3 separate regions of the Homo sapiens genome follow, and all the other regions are linked to region 1. A link is a contact called in ENCODE Hi-C or POLR2A ChIA-PET data. All regions are on one chromosome and are shown on one strand. Each heading gives the region's core, a stretch centred on a gene start or an enhancer-like site at or near the end of the contact. The rest is flanking DNA. Distances are from core to core; before and after follow the strand shown. Region 1 has its middle 100 kb from the start of LINC02513. Region 2 has its middle 160 kb from the start of LINC02513. Region 3 has its middle 60 kb from the start of LINC02513.

Evidence for each region. A loop is a pair of places that touch in the nucleus more often than their neighbours do. ChIA-PET counts read pairs that join two places held with the same protein, here RNA polymerase II (POLR2A). Pooled maps may share reads with other maps.
Region 2: a map of ovary shows a loop between it and region 1 (2.2-fold over the local background). The contact joins two enhancer-like sites. A Hi-C loop is called at or near these places in 2 of 168 maps with a recorded cell type or tissue (aorta and ovary) and 1 of 37 single-sample maps with no recorded cell type. POLR2A ChIA-PET finds 5 or more read pairs at or near these places in 3 of 52 experiments (CD8-positive, alpha-beta T cell, activated CD4-positive, alpha-beta T cell and activated T-cell).
Region 3: a loop to region 1 is called in a map of dorsolateral prefrontal cortex, with 2.7 times the contacts of the local background. The contact joins two enhancer-like sites. A Hi-C loop is called at or near these places in 3 of 168 maps with a recorded cell type or tissue (PC-9 and dorsolateral prefrontal cortex) and 11 of 50 pooled maps. POLR2A ChIA-PET finds 5 or more read pairs at or near these places in 7 of 52 experiments (AG04450, K562, Panc1 and 3 more).

Annotation. Positions count from the first base shown.
Region 1 is chr4:38,264,970-38,269,446 of GRCh38, reverse strand. No RefSeq gene overlaps it. Among named protein-coding and RNA genes, the nearest start is that of LINC02513, 100 kb to the left of the region's middle. RefSeq lists an enhancer at 951-1,120. Within about 2 kb of position 2,631, at least 2 of the 41 ENCODE cell types and tissues checked have a DNase peak (open chromatin) inside an H3K27ac peak, as active enhancers do.
Region 2 is chr4:38,209,172-38,213,648 of GRCh38, reverse strand. No RefSeq gene overlaps it. Among named protein-coding and RNA genes, the nearest start is that of LINC02513, 160 kb to the left of the region's middle. Within about 2 kb of position 2,453, at least 10 of the 41 ENCODE cell types and tissues checked have a DNase peak (open chromatin) inside an H3K27ac peak, as active enhancers do.
Region 3 is chr4:38,304,665-38,309,141 of GRCh38, reverse strand. No RefSeq gene overlaps it. Among named protein-coding and RNA genes, the nearest start is that of LINC02513, 60 kb to the left of the region's middle. RefSeq lists an enhancer at 876-1,045. Within about 2 kb of position 2,566, at least 3 of the 41 ENCODE cell types and tissues checked have a DNase peak (open chromatin) inside an H3K27ac peak, as active enhancers do.

The DNA.
Region 1 (4,477 bases), core at 1,382-3,881:
ACGCAGCTGCTTTCCATTGATTTCCTTCAAAACACCCCCTACACAGGCTCAAGTGAGGTTCTGAAAAGAATTACAGAGGCCCAAAGTCTAAACATTTCCAATCAGACGGTGGACTTTCCTTTTGCCACGTTCCCAGTGACCCCCCTGCCACGCCTTTGACACCTCCATCTTGACTGAGACCTTCTTATTCTTTGTTTTCTGCCTGCTTATCCTTGGTTTCTTTTCATCCCAAATTCAGTTCAGTTTTTAATGCAGATGAATTCATCTCCATCTCCCCTAGATGGTTCTTGACACACCACTGCACAACTGAAGATTCATTACTGTGCCCTGCCAAGCCCTGGACAGGCCAGGCCAGGTGCTATCCTTTTAGTGGCAACAGAGAACCAGAAATAGGCTTGAAAATGTAACCTCTCTTTTCTCTCTCCCTCTAGTACTGCAAGAGAAAGGAAGCACTCGAAAGGTAGATTCTTTGTTTGAGTTTATGCCACATCCCTTAAAGCAGTTTGGGTTTCAGATAACAGTTCTCCTCCTCATATTACATAGCCAACAAGGTAGAGAAAGCATCAATTTATGGACCAAAATACTCAGTTTCCATTCCCAGGGTTGCCAAATGACCTTGGATAAGTCACTTTACTTCCCTGAGACTCGGTTTCCCTGTTGGTAAAGGGCCACAGTTATGTCTCACAGAGCTGTTGTGAGGCGTGAGAAATCACACAGAAATCTTTCAGAATGGTAAAAGACTATATAAATAGGTGATTGTTAGTCATCATTAGCTAGAAAACTACTATTTATGCAATCGATGATCAATCAATGGGGTAAGCTGTTGGTTGGTTAATGGGTTTTCCCACACTGTGCCTCAGAGAGCTGAGTGACAAGGAAAACCCAAATAAGTTGACTCAATGGCCAGTTCCACTGGCCTGAGAGTCAGGCTGTCCTGCTGCCAGGGGCAGACAGGCCGCACACCTAAATGCAGAGGATAATGGGGCAACTAGGGGTGATGCTGAGAGGAAACTGGCATTTTTCACAGTCTTAGGAAAAAAGAAGAGAGGGACAATGTCACCAGTGGATCCATGTGGGGGCTGACATCATGGGGGAACTGGCAAGGCCTTCTGTATGTGAGGCCTCTCACTCCTTCGTGTTAAAGCCAAACACAGAGAAGTGAAATACAAGGTGACTTTCCCTTTTGGTTTGGGGTGACTTTCCATTAACTGCTAAAAGTTATGTTATTGTCTATAACTTAGCAACAACCATTTCCAAGATCTCCTGATTTCTTTATCATTATTATTTCAGTCTGTTTCTTTGGATATCTTTGCTGTAATCAGTGAGTTTTAAACTAAAGCAAGTTCTTAGTAATGCAAGTCCCTGAGATACGTCTCTGAATAAAGGACTGCAAGACCCACTACGTTTAGGAAATAGACCATTTTCATTAAAGAACCACAACACACATTTGCATTTTAGAGCTCCCAAGAAATACTGAAGAGACCTGTTTAACTTTATTTAACTATGATTTTCCATGCTGAATCCACTCCTACAACTCTCTTTATTTTTGTTAAAGAACATTTGTTAACAACCAATAGAAATAGTTCCCAAGCAAGAATATTTGAGGAAAGTCGCTTTGCTGGACATTTCTATCTACCAGCAGGTTCATCTTCACCTTAATTCACACTTCCCTGTGCCCAGAAAGGCTGACTTCTATGGACTGCATCATGAGTTACTTGCCCTCTGGCTTCTGTGTCCAGCCAATAGAGAGTGGGGTCAGGGAATTGATTTCCCTAGCTCCTTCCTTTCAAGGTGAATTTCTGTTTCTACCCCAAGACCACAGTGCCCTCTGTGTGCAGTTACTTTCTCTAGGATCCAGTAACCAATCCTTCTTCTTGCCCCTTCAGGCCAGGGTGGTACCTGTGCCCTGGTGCTGCTAACCCCAGGTTCCTGCTCTGTCCATGGTTGGTTTCCCTTAACTCTGCCCATTCCCATAAAAGTATAATTTACATACCTTTTTTAATCACTTTTTTTTTAATGCATGCACCTTTAGTCCCAACTACATGGGAGGTCAAGGCAAAAGGACTGCTTAAACCCAAGAAATCTGGGCTGTAGTGTACTATGCTGATCAGGTGTCCACACTAATGTTCCAATGGTCGGCGTCAATATAACAACCTCCTGGGAACAGGGGACCACCAACCACACTGCCTAAAGATGGATAAACCTGCCCAGATTGGAAATGGAGCAAGTCAAAACTCCCGTGCTGATCAATGGTGGGACTGTCCCTGTGGAGAGCTACTATACTCCTCAGCAGCATCCCAGTCTCTAAAAACAAAAATATATATATATATATATTTTTTAAAATACTCTTCTTAATTACTCCATTAGCATACACTCCCATTTTCCCACCAGGATCCTAACACACTGCTTTAGTCAGTGTCCATGAGGGGATAGCAAAAAAGTCTAACCTGGTAACATAAGGGAAATAGTTTTAAAATCTAGTTTATTACCACTTGCAGTTCGAATCCTGTAAGATATGCAAAACAGGGCATAGACTGTCTGTGTCATATTTAGATCCCTGCAATGGCTCAGCCTGATGTCACTGGGCCATTAGTCCCCGTCCTGACTCATCATGCATTATGATCTCACAGCCTTGAAAAGGGCTTTGACAAGGCCAGAGCCACAAGAGCCCAGCCATATCCTCAGCTGTTGACAAAGACTTCCAGTTCCTTTTAGGATATTCAGAATTCTAAGCTGGAACACTGGTCGGGAAAAACTTCGTTTTTGAAAAAGCAGTTTTGATGCCAGATGCCAAATGCCAATCTAATGAAAGGCATCTGCAGTGGGTTCTCCTTTACAAATGGGAAACACTCTCATGGGCTTTCTTGCCAGGATTTTTGAAGACTGTGAAAAAGCAATTTCAATAGACAGGTCCCATGTCCTTGGTCAGTTTTGAAACATGTACTGAATGGCTACTGATGCAAGTGCTAGGGCCTGGGGACTGGTGAGAGGAGGAATGGAAATGAATGAAAATGTGGTCCCTTCCCTTGAGGAATTGACAATATCATTAAAAGAAAATATATAATCTCAATATTTGACCCCAACCATATACAGCACAAAATAGTCATTATAAATAGTTTGGATATCTAATACAAATTTAAAAGGTAAAAGTCTTTATATGTAGTTCAGTGTTGAGAACAGCTTTTGTATGTCTGTCCGCTCATGCTTGTGTCTGTGTGTCTATCTATGTGCATGCCAAAAAAATCTCCATTTTTTTTTTGTTTCGTTTTGTTTTGAGATATAGTCTCACTCACTCTGTCATCCAGGCTGCAGTGCAGTGGCGCAATCTCAGCCTACTGCAACTTCGGCCTCCCAGGTTCAAGCAATTCTTCTGCCTCATCCTCCTGAGTATCTGGGATTACAGGCACCTGCCACCACACATGGCTAATTTTTGTATTTTTAGTAGAGATGGAGTTTTACCATGTTGACCAGGCTGGTCTCAAACCCCTGACCTCAAGTGATCCACCCGCCTCCGCCTCCCAAAGTGCTGGGATTACAGGTGTAAGCCACTGTGCCCAGCCTCAAAGAAATGGAGTTTAGAAACAGCATGGTAAAAGGAAAAGATTATTGTCTACGTTTGCAGTTAATTAATAGCTACATGAGCAGAGGGTAAATTACTTAATCTTTCTAAAATTTCCTCACCTGAAAAGATAGGCATAAATGAAAGATACCAAGTAAGTAGAAAACAAGCACCATTCTCATGAAAATTCATAAAATAAGATAAACAAAGGAAACTAGACCAAGCTGGCACTTAGGAAGAACTCATAAATGTCAATTCTCCTCCCTTCCTTCAGACAAAAAGGGGTTCTGAAATCTATTTCTAGTTTGTTTGTAAAGGCTTTGTAGAGAAGGTGACTTTTAAAGGATATGATGAATAAAAGGGAAAGGCCAACAGAAATCATGCCCCTTTCAGGTCCTGTGCCAGGGAGTAGGGATCAGAGAATTGGAAAAAAAGAAAAATCAGTGTCCATATAAAGGTCATGCAATTCATTCTGTTGCCTCTAGAGAGAATTAAACTTAAGCCAGTCTAGAAAAATACTTTCTTTTCTAACAGAATTTCTAGAAAAAATAGTTCAACAACTTGCATAGATAATGTCTCCCAGGGCCACTCCAATTTTGTATCCAAACTTTTACATTCAAGAACTTCTCTCTACTTTTTAATAGCCTCTCATCCGCAATTTCATCTCCACTGCCCGACCCCGATCCTATGCTCCCTGAGATAGCATAAATTTACCCAAAATTCATCTGCTGGCACTCCCTATTTTTTTTAGGCTATCATTTGTACTCCCTTTTTCCAGTCTTCAGGAAAGTGTTATGTAGGTACCAGCCTGACATGGGAAGGAGACTGGAAATAAATTTAACTTAGGTCCTGAGGTGCCTTAATCCCAGGTAAACTTTAAAAATCACCTGGAGAAGAACTGACACTTTGTTTTGAAGA
Region 2 (4,477 bases), core at 1,204-3,703, 56 kb after region 1:
GGCTCTAGAATAAGCAAGGTTTTCTGTAATAATTGGGTTCCCAGTTCAGGGGAATTTTGGCACTTCTGACTGCTGAAATACTGGGGCAGCTTGATTTTCCTTCCCCTTTCCCTTCCACATTTTGCTTCCTTGATCTTTGTTTTGGGGGATTTTTTTTTCCTCTCTCTCAGTCCTAAGTCACCATCTCTCACTGTTAAAAACAAAAAAAAAAATCTTACCCTTCCTACCTCTACCATCACCTTTACTTTCCCTTTCCAATTTGTATTTCCCGCCATCCTTGCTGCATCCTAGCATTCCAGGGATAATAATGAACACACTCAACTAGAGGCAGGAAATAAAGGTTTCACAACAGTCTCTCTTCTAGGTGTGGAGTGAAGAGGTTGGGTTGGGTTGGGTATGAGAGAAACTGGGTTAAAGTCTCAGCTCTGATAATTCCCAATGTATTTCATCTTGGGCAAGTTAAATCTTCTCACCAGGAGGCAATAGCAGGCAGTGGGGACTGTGGAGACAGGACAGATAGAAGCGCCTCTGGAAGTGAGTAGCTTCTTTTTTTTTTTTTTTTTTTTTTGAGATGGAGTCTCGCTCTGTCACCCAGGCTGGAGTGCAGTGGTGCGATCTCGGCTCACTGCAACCTCTGCCTCCCGGGTTCAAGCAATTCTCTGCCTCAGCCTCCTGAGTAGCTGGGATTACAGGCACCCACTACCACACCCAGCTAATTTTCCTGTATTTTCAGTAGAGACAGGGTTTCACCATCGTGACCAGGCTGGTCTTGAACTCCTGACCTTGGGATCCACCCGCCTCAGCCTCCCAAAGTGCTGGAATTACCGGCGTGAGCCACTGCACCCAGCTGAGTAGCTTCTATTTAACTGCAGCCACCCAAGTCAACTCATATACCATGGGAATGTGAGCTCTGTATTGCCAGGTCTTCTGAATTTTCAAAAACGCCCTCAAATATGGATTTTCATTTGAACTCTCTTGATTTTTTATTGTTACCTCAAAATTTTATAAAGCAGTGTGGGTCTTTTTGTTTCGTTTTGTTTTTCTTGAGGTGGAGTCTCTCCCTTTCACCCAAGCTGGAGTGCAGTGATGTGATCACAGCTCACTACAACCTCCACCTCCCGGGTTCAAGTGATTCTCATGCCTCGACCTCCCGAGTAGCTGGAATTACAGCTGTTTACCACCATGGGTGGCTAATTTTTGTATTTTTAGTAGACACAGGGTTTCACCATGTTGGCTAGGCTGGTCTCGAACTCCTGACCTCAAGTGATTCGCCCGCCTCGGCCTCCCAAAGTGCTGGGATTACAAGCATGAGCCAACGCGCCCAGCCAGGTCTTTTCTGTGTAGATTCCTAGGGCCTCTTTAGCATCTAATGTTACATGACCCTAAGAGCATGCCTGGTTGTTCTGCTGCCCTGGAACATTCTGAGATGCTTCCACAATCCTCCCTTCAGTTCTCCTGAATGCTCTTGGAGCTTTGTTTTTGGGTGCCCTAGCCTCAGGCTTTGCTGCAGTTCTGGGAACTGATCACCTCATCTTGAGGGGATAAACTTTTTGGAGCTGGGATTTCCCTCACAGAGATAGGGTTCCCCTAATTCTCATTTCTTGGGCTTAGAGTAAGTAAAAGGGTGAATTGGATATTGAAAGTCCGGCTGGCAGATCAGTCTCACCTCTTGGAATGTCCTATTGGCCGGGTCTCTAGGCAAGTCTCCTCCCACCCAAAACACAGTTTTTGGGTCTAGAGTGTACCTCTTATTCCTTATCTGAAATGGGAGGATTTCTGGGGTGTAAGACTCTTTGCCATCCCATCCATCCACCTTCTTAGATGTCAGGGTTCCTGGCCTTTTTCTACTTCATTTCTCACAAGTCACTACTCCTGCCCAAAATACTGGCCTCTGGTTCTCAAAACCATCTGGCTCACCACTGGAAACCAGCCAGCCAACGTCTGGCACGTCTGAGCAGCCTCAATTCCTCAGATTCCTCTCCTACTTGGTTCCTGAGGCACTCAAAGGCCTTCCTCTGGCCAACATCTCTTGGCCATTTACCCCTGTTTATCTTACGGTCAGATTGGCAAGAATCTTAAGTCCCTCCCCTGCCCACTCGTGCAGTCTCATCAGGCTTAGGGGACCTAGGAAAGCCCCAGATCAGCTTATCAAGGACCGCCAGGAGTTAGATCCACTGCAGAAATGAACACTAAACAAGAGGACCAAATCCTGTACCCTGTCCACATATTCAGACTCCCTGACCAAGCTACCATCAGGCCAAAAGTAAAAGCTGTCACAGTATGTGCTAAATCAACAGAACATAAGAGGAAGCAAAGGAAATAGAAACATATTTTCTTTTTTTTTTTCTGAGACAAAGTTTCACTCTGTCACCCAGGCTGGAGTGCAGTGGCGCAATCTCGGCTCACTGCAACCTCTGCCACCCACGTTCAAGCTATTCTCCTGCCTCAGCCTCCCATGTAGCTGGGATTTCAGGCACGTGCCACCACACCCAGCTAATGTTTGTATTTTTAGTAGAGACGGGGGTTTCACCATGTTAGCCAGGCTGGTCTCAAATCCTGACCTCGTGATCGTCCCACCTAGGCCTCCCAAAATGCTGGGATTATAAGCATGAGCCACTGCACCCAGCCTAGGAACATATTTTTAAAGTGAGCCCTTGCACATTCTAACGGCCCCTCTCAGCATCCACTCTTATTTACTTAGTCAGCAAATGTGGCCCTGTGAGGGATTTGGCTGGCCAAACACAGCCTCTGCCTTCTCAACAGCTCTCCTCTGTCTAGCATAGTCCTTGCTTGAGTGGAACAGTTTTTCAAAACGTTCTGCACTTCTCCTGGTGAGCTGCGGACTGAGAGTGGCTGCTATGGGTTTCTGCCCAATGGTTTTTTGCTTAAACAACCTATGCTTTTACAAACACACCCTGACCGCTCTGAAGTCGTTTCTGTCCTGGATCTGTATCCCAAGCCACTGTATTGTTTTCATTTCCTGTGCTTCTTAACTTCCTTGTCATAATATTATCTTACATTCATGGCGCCACTAGTCCGCAGGCAGGGTGATATACCACCATTTGGCATCAGTAGAAGTTGTTTCATCCAACTTCAATCGTGGTCACTCTGAGGCGCCCTGCAGTGGCTATTTAGCAAGTCAGGAGTGACTTTCACAGGAATGCAAGGCATGACTTTAGGAATGGTGCATATTTTTCAGATGGGCTGTTCCCTGTTGAAATTGGTTTGTGAAGAATCCTGTGTGCCCAGCAAGGATTTAGAAAGAGAGATGTATACCATGCTGTAGTGTAGACAGTGTATATGGAGTCCTGAACCTCTCTTTCACCTGGCTTTCAAAAGTCAGGTAAGGCCGGCTGGACGCAGTGGCTCACATCTATAATTCCAATGCTTTGGGAGGCTGAAGTGGGAGGACGGCTTGGGGCCAGGTGTTCTGGACCACCCCTGGGCAACATGGGGAGACTTCGTCTCTACAAAAAATTTAAAAGTTAGCCATGCAAAGTGGTGTGCGTCTGTAGTCCCAGCTACGCAGGAGGCTGAGGTGGGAGGATCACTTGAGCCCAGGAGTTCGAGGCTGCAGTGTGCTGTGATCGTGCCACTGCACTCCAGCCTGAGCAACAGAGTGAGACCCTGTCTATTAAAAAAAAAAAAAAAAAAAAAGTCAGGTAAGCTATCAAAACCCCAAGAGTGCACTGCCACAGGGCTGAGCCCACCCAAGACTCCTCCTACCCCGCACAGATAAACTGCCCACTCAGCTGCTTCCACTCAGTGACCAGGAAACCCTAATCCCAATTGTTGCAACAGACTCACAGCCTCCCTGTGGCGCTCAATACACAGAGTCTAGCAGAGGTGAAATCCATAGTCCACAGTTCATATTTTATCTAAGACTTCCCTGATTATAAGATTTCAGAGCTGTGAAAATGGGGGAAAATAGCTAATAGTGATTTTACAATGTCACTATATAAGAATGAAATATAATATAAGAATGAAATATAAGAATGAAAGAAACATTCTTATATTAGAAATGTTAAAATATATGGCTGGGCGCAGTGGCTCATGCCTGTAATCCCAGCACTTTGGGAGGCCGAGGGGGGCAAATCACTGGAGGTCAGGAGTTTAAGACTAGCCTGGCCAGCATGGTGAAACCCTGTCTCTACTGAAAATACAAAAATTAGCTGGGCATGGTAGCAGGCGCCTATAATCCCAGCTACGTGGGAGGCTGAGGCAGGAGAGTCGCTGGAACCAGGGAGGTGGAGGTTACAGTGACCCGAGATTGTGCCATTGCACTCTAGCCTGGGCAACAGAGTGAGACTCGGTCTCCAAAAAAAAAAAAAAGAGAGAGAAATGTTAAAATATGGAGGGGAATGTGTCTAAATGGATAAAATGCAGTATTACGGACTTGTTAGTACTTTGGTAGCTAAATTATTTGCCTGGGGCACAAGGCATACCTATTCTTTCACCTTATATTATTAATAATGTT
Region 3 (4,477 bases), core at 1,317-3,816, 40 kb before region 1:
TATCACACCACTGCCTATGACACTGCCTATGACTAATGACAAAAAAATCAAAACCTGAGTCAGATTGTACCTCTATTTATGCCTCCCAATTTATAAGAAATGCAGGAGAGAGACAGAGAAATGGTTTAAATGACATCAAAGGAGACAAAAATCAGCAAAATTCAGAGTGTGGAACACTTGGTAGGACAAAGGACCTGTTTTCTCTCGACTTTGAAGGGGGAAAAGGGAGGGGAGGGGACATGTAGATGAAAACAGAACAACTACAGTGATCTTACTTGGATTCTATTTGGGGAGAAAATCCCTCAAAACGTTTTTGAGACAGTCAGAGAAACTGAAATGCTGTCTGGATATTTGATTAAATTCAGGAATTTTTCTCTTTTTTAAGGTGTGATGGTGATGTTGTAGCTATGGCTATGGCTATGCTTTTTAAAAGAAGTCCTTGTCATCGCTTCTTGGTCTTTTGACTAAGATCAAGTGTAATAAAAAGAAGTCCTTGTCTTTTAGAGATGCATTCTGGAATATTTATGGATGAGAATATATGATTTCTTATATTTGTTTTAATATATTTCAAGAGCCAGGAGGAGGTGAATGAGGAGAGATACAATAAAAGATTGGCCATGAGTTGATAATTGCTGAGGTTGAGTAGTGGGTAAGTGGGGTCTCATCACGCTCTCCTCTCTACTTTTATACAGGCTTCAGGATTTCCAAAATAATTTGTTTTTAAAGATACAAACATATATCAATTGAGTTTTTACTCAAAAATTTAAAAGATTGCTGTAGAATCAAAGGCTAGTATAAGGCAATGGCTGAAGTCATGGACTAAGGACCAGGTTGCCTGTGTTTAAATGTCTGCTCTATTACTTACCAGCTGGGTAATCCAGGGTAAGAAACTTCATGTTGCTGCACCTCAGTTTCCTCCTTTGTAAAATGGGATAACAATACCACTTACTTTCTACTTCATAGAGTAATTATGACAATATTATTTATGACAATAAAATGAATAATATTTCTCCAGGGCCTGGAACAGTCCACGGCACATATTAAACATTGCATGGATTTACAGTTTTATTGTTGTTGGGTTTTTATTTTTGTTTCGTTATTTTGTTTTTGGGAGCATCTTCGCTCATTTTGTATTTCATACCTAACAATTCAGTCTCACATCCTTAATGCATCAACTACAATTTTCTAGTTTCTTTAGAATGTAGCAAGAACTTAAAGATACTCTTGAAGCAATCTGAGGACAAATCTTCTAGATTTTAATGATTTGTTCTCAATCTTTTATAGTTGCATGTCCATACCTAATCTGACAGCATTTGGTGATGGTGGGGAGAATGTTCTTTGCTATATTTTCATCCATTTACATAATTCCTAATTACATATTTTTTTCACTGCAAACTTTATAAACACATCTGGGAACAAACAAAACTGACTCCTGGTAAGTAGACCATGCAACTGGTGGGAGATGTGTTTAGATGCACTGTGAGAATGCCAGTGTCACATCTTGAGCCTACTGAGGACTTTGCAGATAGAATAGAGGTTGTATCCATTAATCTAGTGGTTTCCTTAAGTGGAGATGAGTTAAGGGACTCTATTGTATACAAGTCAACAATGATTGTGTTTGGGTTGCATAGTCTTCCTTCTCATCTTTTTTTTTTTTTTTTTTCTGGCAGGGTCTTTCTCTGTCACCGAGGCTGGAGTGCAGTGATGCAATCATGGCTCATTGCAACCTCAAACTCCTGGGCTCAAGAGATCCTCCTGCCTCAGCCTCCCAAGTAGCTGGGACTACAGGTGCCTGCCACAACACCCACTTGATTTCTAAATTTTTTGTAGAGACAGTCTCTCCATGTTGCCCAGGCCTCCCAGAGAGCTGAGATTACAGGCGCGAGCCACTGCACCCGGCCCTATTCCAATTTTTTAAAAATGATGAACATGTATTATGGCTCTTACCTGACAAAGAAAAAAAATCAACACTTCATTTTTTGGAAAGTATTTTTTTAGTAAATCCATTTCCAGAAGACTAGAATGCAAACACAAAGAAAATGAGCAGTGAATATTGTTAATTCATGCACCCTTGTATCCAAACAATGGGTTGCTAGATTCTACAGAACACTAGGATCTGAGCATCAGCAGTCATTGTTGTTACTTGATGAAAGGACAATGTATTATTGATTGCTGCTATTATAAGGCACAATTTCCTAAATGCTACAGAAGTCAGAGGGGAATCCAGCTTTATACTAAGAAGGTTCACATACTCTAATATTCACATTCTAGTTTCATTTTGACTCTAAAATTGCACAGAAACCAAATGAGCAAATCTGCATTTCCTCCTAAATCTATATGCAAACGGTGAGGCAGGGATTCCCCTTGTAGTTGGCATTCGTTAGCAGAAAGGATTCTGGACAACCTCAAGCTCAAACTGCCTTAGCACCAATCCAATCTAGCTGAATTGGACACTTCCTGTGCTTTGCCAAATTTCACAGATCTCATTGCAAGCTCACTCCTCTGTAACATATCATTGTTACTTTGCTTTCTGATCAACTCTTAATTCTCACAGTCTTCCTTGATCAAGAGAGAGGAAGTGAGAGAGGTGTGCAGTTATTGCTGCATTGATTGTCATCACTTGACAGATGGAGAAGCCAAGGTTACAAGCCACGTTTTTTTTAATCACAATGGAGCATGCCATATCTCTCCTCTGTCTCAGAAATTTGATCATAGGACACTTCATGGGGTGTTTTTTCTTTTCTTTTTAACATTTTTTGAGATGGAGTCTCACTCTGTCGCCCAGGCTGGAATGCAGTGGTGTGATCTCGGCTCGCTGCAACCTCCACCTCCTGGGTTCCAGCGATTCTCCTGCCTCAGACTCCCAAGTAGCTGGGATTATAGGAATGTGCCACCATGTCTGGCTAATTTTTGTGTTTTTAGTAGAGACAGGGTTTCACCATGTTGCCCAGGCTGGTCTCGAACTCCTGACCTCAAAGTGATCCACCTGCCTCAGCCTTCCAAAGGCTTGAGTGTTGGTATTACAGGCATGAGCCACTGCACCTGGCCCATGAGGTGTATTTTCAAGCAAACTATATGTATGAAGCTCATTTCATCACAGGGACAATGGCAGGAGAGTGTAAGAATGCGAGTACAAAGCCTTGGCTAGGCCCCACCTTCTGGTCTTGTCCCTCAGCCCTTCACTACATGCTTTCAGAAGTCTCAGCCTGAAGTCCTTTCAAAAGAGTCCCCCCACTTAAAAAATTGTGCAGAAGAGGCCAGGGGTGGTGGCTCACGCCTGTAATCCCAGCACTTTGGGAGGCCGAGGCGGGTGGATCATGAGGTCAGGAGATCAAGACCAACCTGGCTAACACGGTGAAACCCCATCTCTAATAAAAATACAAAAACCAGATTAGCTGAGTGCGGTGTCAGGTGCCTGTAGTCCCAGCTACTTGGGAGGCTGAGGCAGGAGAATGGTGTGAACCTGGGAGGCAGAGCTTGCAGTGAGCCAAGATCGTGCCACTGCACTCCAGCCTGGGTGACAGAGTGAGACTCTGTCTCAAAAAAAAAAAAAAAATTGTGCAGAACAACCAAACCGAAAGCCTGAGAACCGTGTTCCCAGGCTCCTTAAATGTAATGATGTCCCTCATACTAGTACATTTGCGTCCGGAATTGGTGGGTTCTTGGTCTCACTGACTTCAAGAATGAAGCCATGGACCCTCGCGGTGAGTGTTACAGTTCTTAAAGATGGTGTGTCCAGAGTTTGTTCATTCTGATGTTCGGACATGTTCGGAGTTTCTTCCTTCTGGTGGGTTTGTGGTCTTGCTGGCTTCAGGAGTGAAGCTGCAGACCTTCGCAGTGAGTGTTACAGCGCTTAAGGCAGCACCTCTGGAGTTGTTCATTCCTCCCGTCCAGAGTTGTTCATTCCTCCCGGTGGGTTCCTGGTCTCACTGGCCTCAGGAGTGAAGCTGCAGACCTTCGCAGTGAGTGTTACAGCTCATAAAGGCAATGCGGACCCAAAGAGTGAACAGCAGCAAGATTTATTGCAAAGAGCGAAAGAACAAAGCTTCCACAGTGTGGAAGGGGACCCGAGTGGGTTGCCACTGCTGGCTTGGGCAGCCTGCTTTTATTCTCTTATCTGGGCCTACCCACATCCTGCTGATTGGTCCATTTTACAGAGAGCTGATTGGTCTGTTTTGACAGGGTACTGATTGGTGCATTTACAATCCCTGAGCTAGACACAAAAGTTCTCCAAGTCCCCACTGGATTAGCTAGACACAGAGCACTGATGGGTGCGTTTACAAACTTTGAGCTAGACACAGGGTGCTGATTGGTGTGTTTACAAACCTTGAGCTAGACACAGAGTGCTGATTGGTGTATTTACAATCCCTTAGCTAGACATAAAGGTTCTCCAAGTCTCCACTAGACTTAGGAGCCCAGCTGGCTTCACCTACTGGATCCCACACCAGGTCCGCAGGCGGAGCTGCCCGCCAGTCCC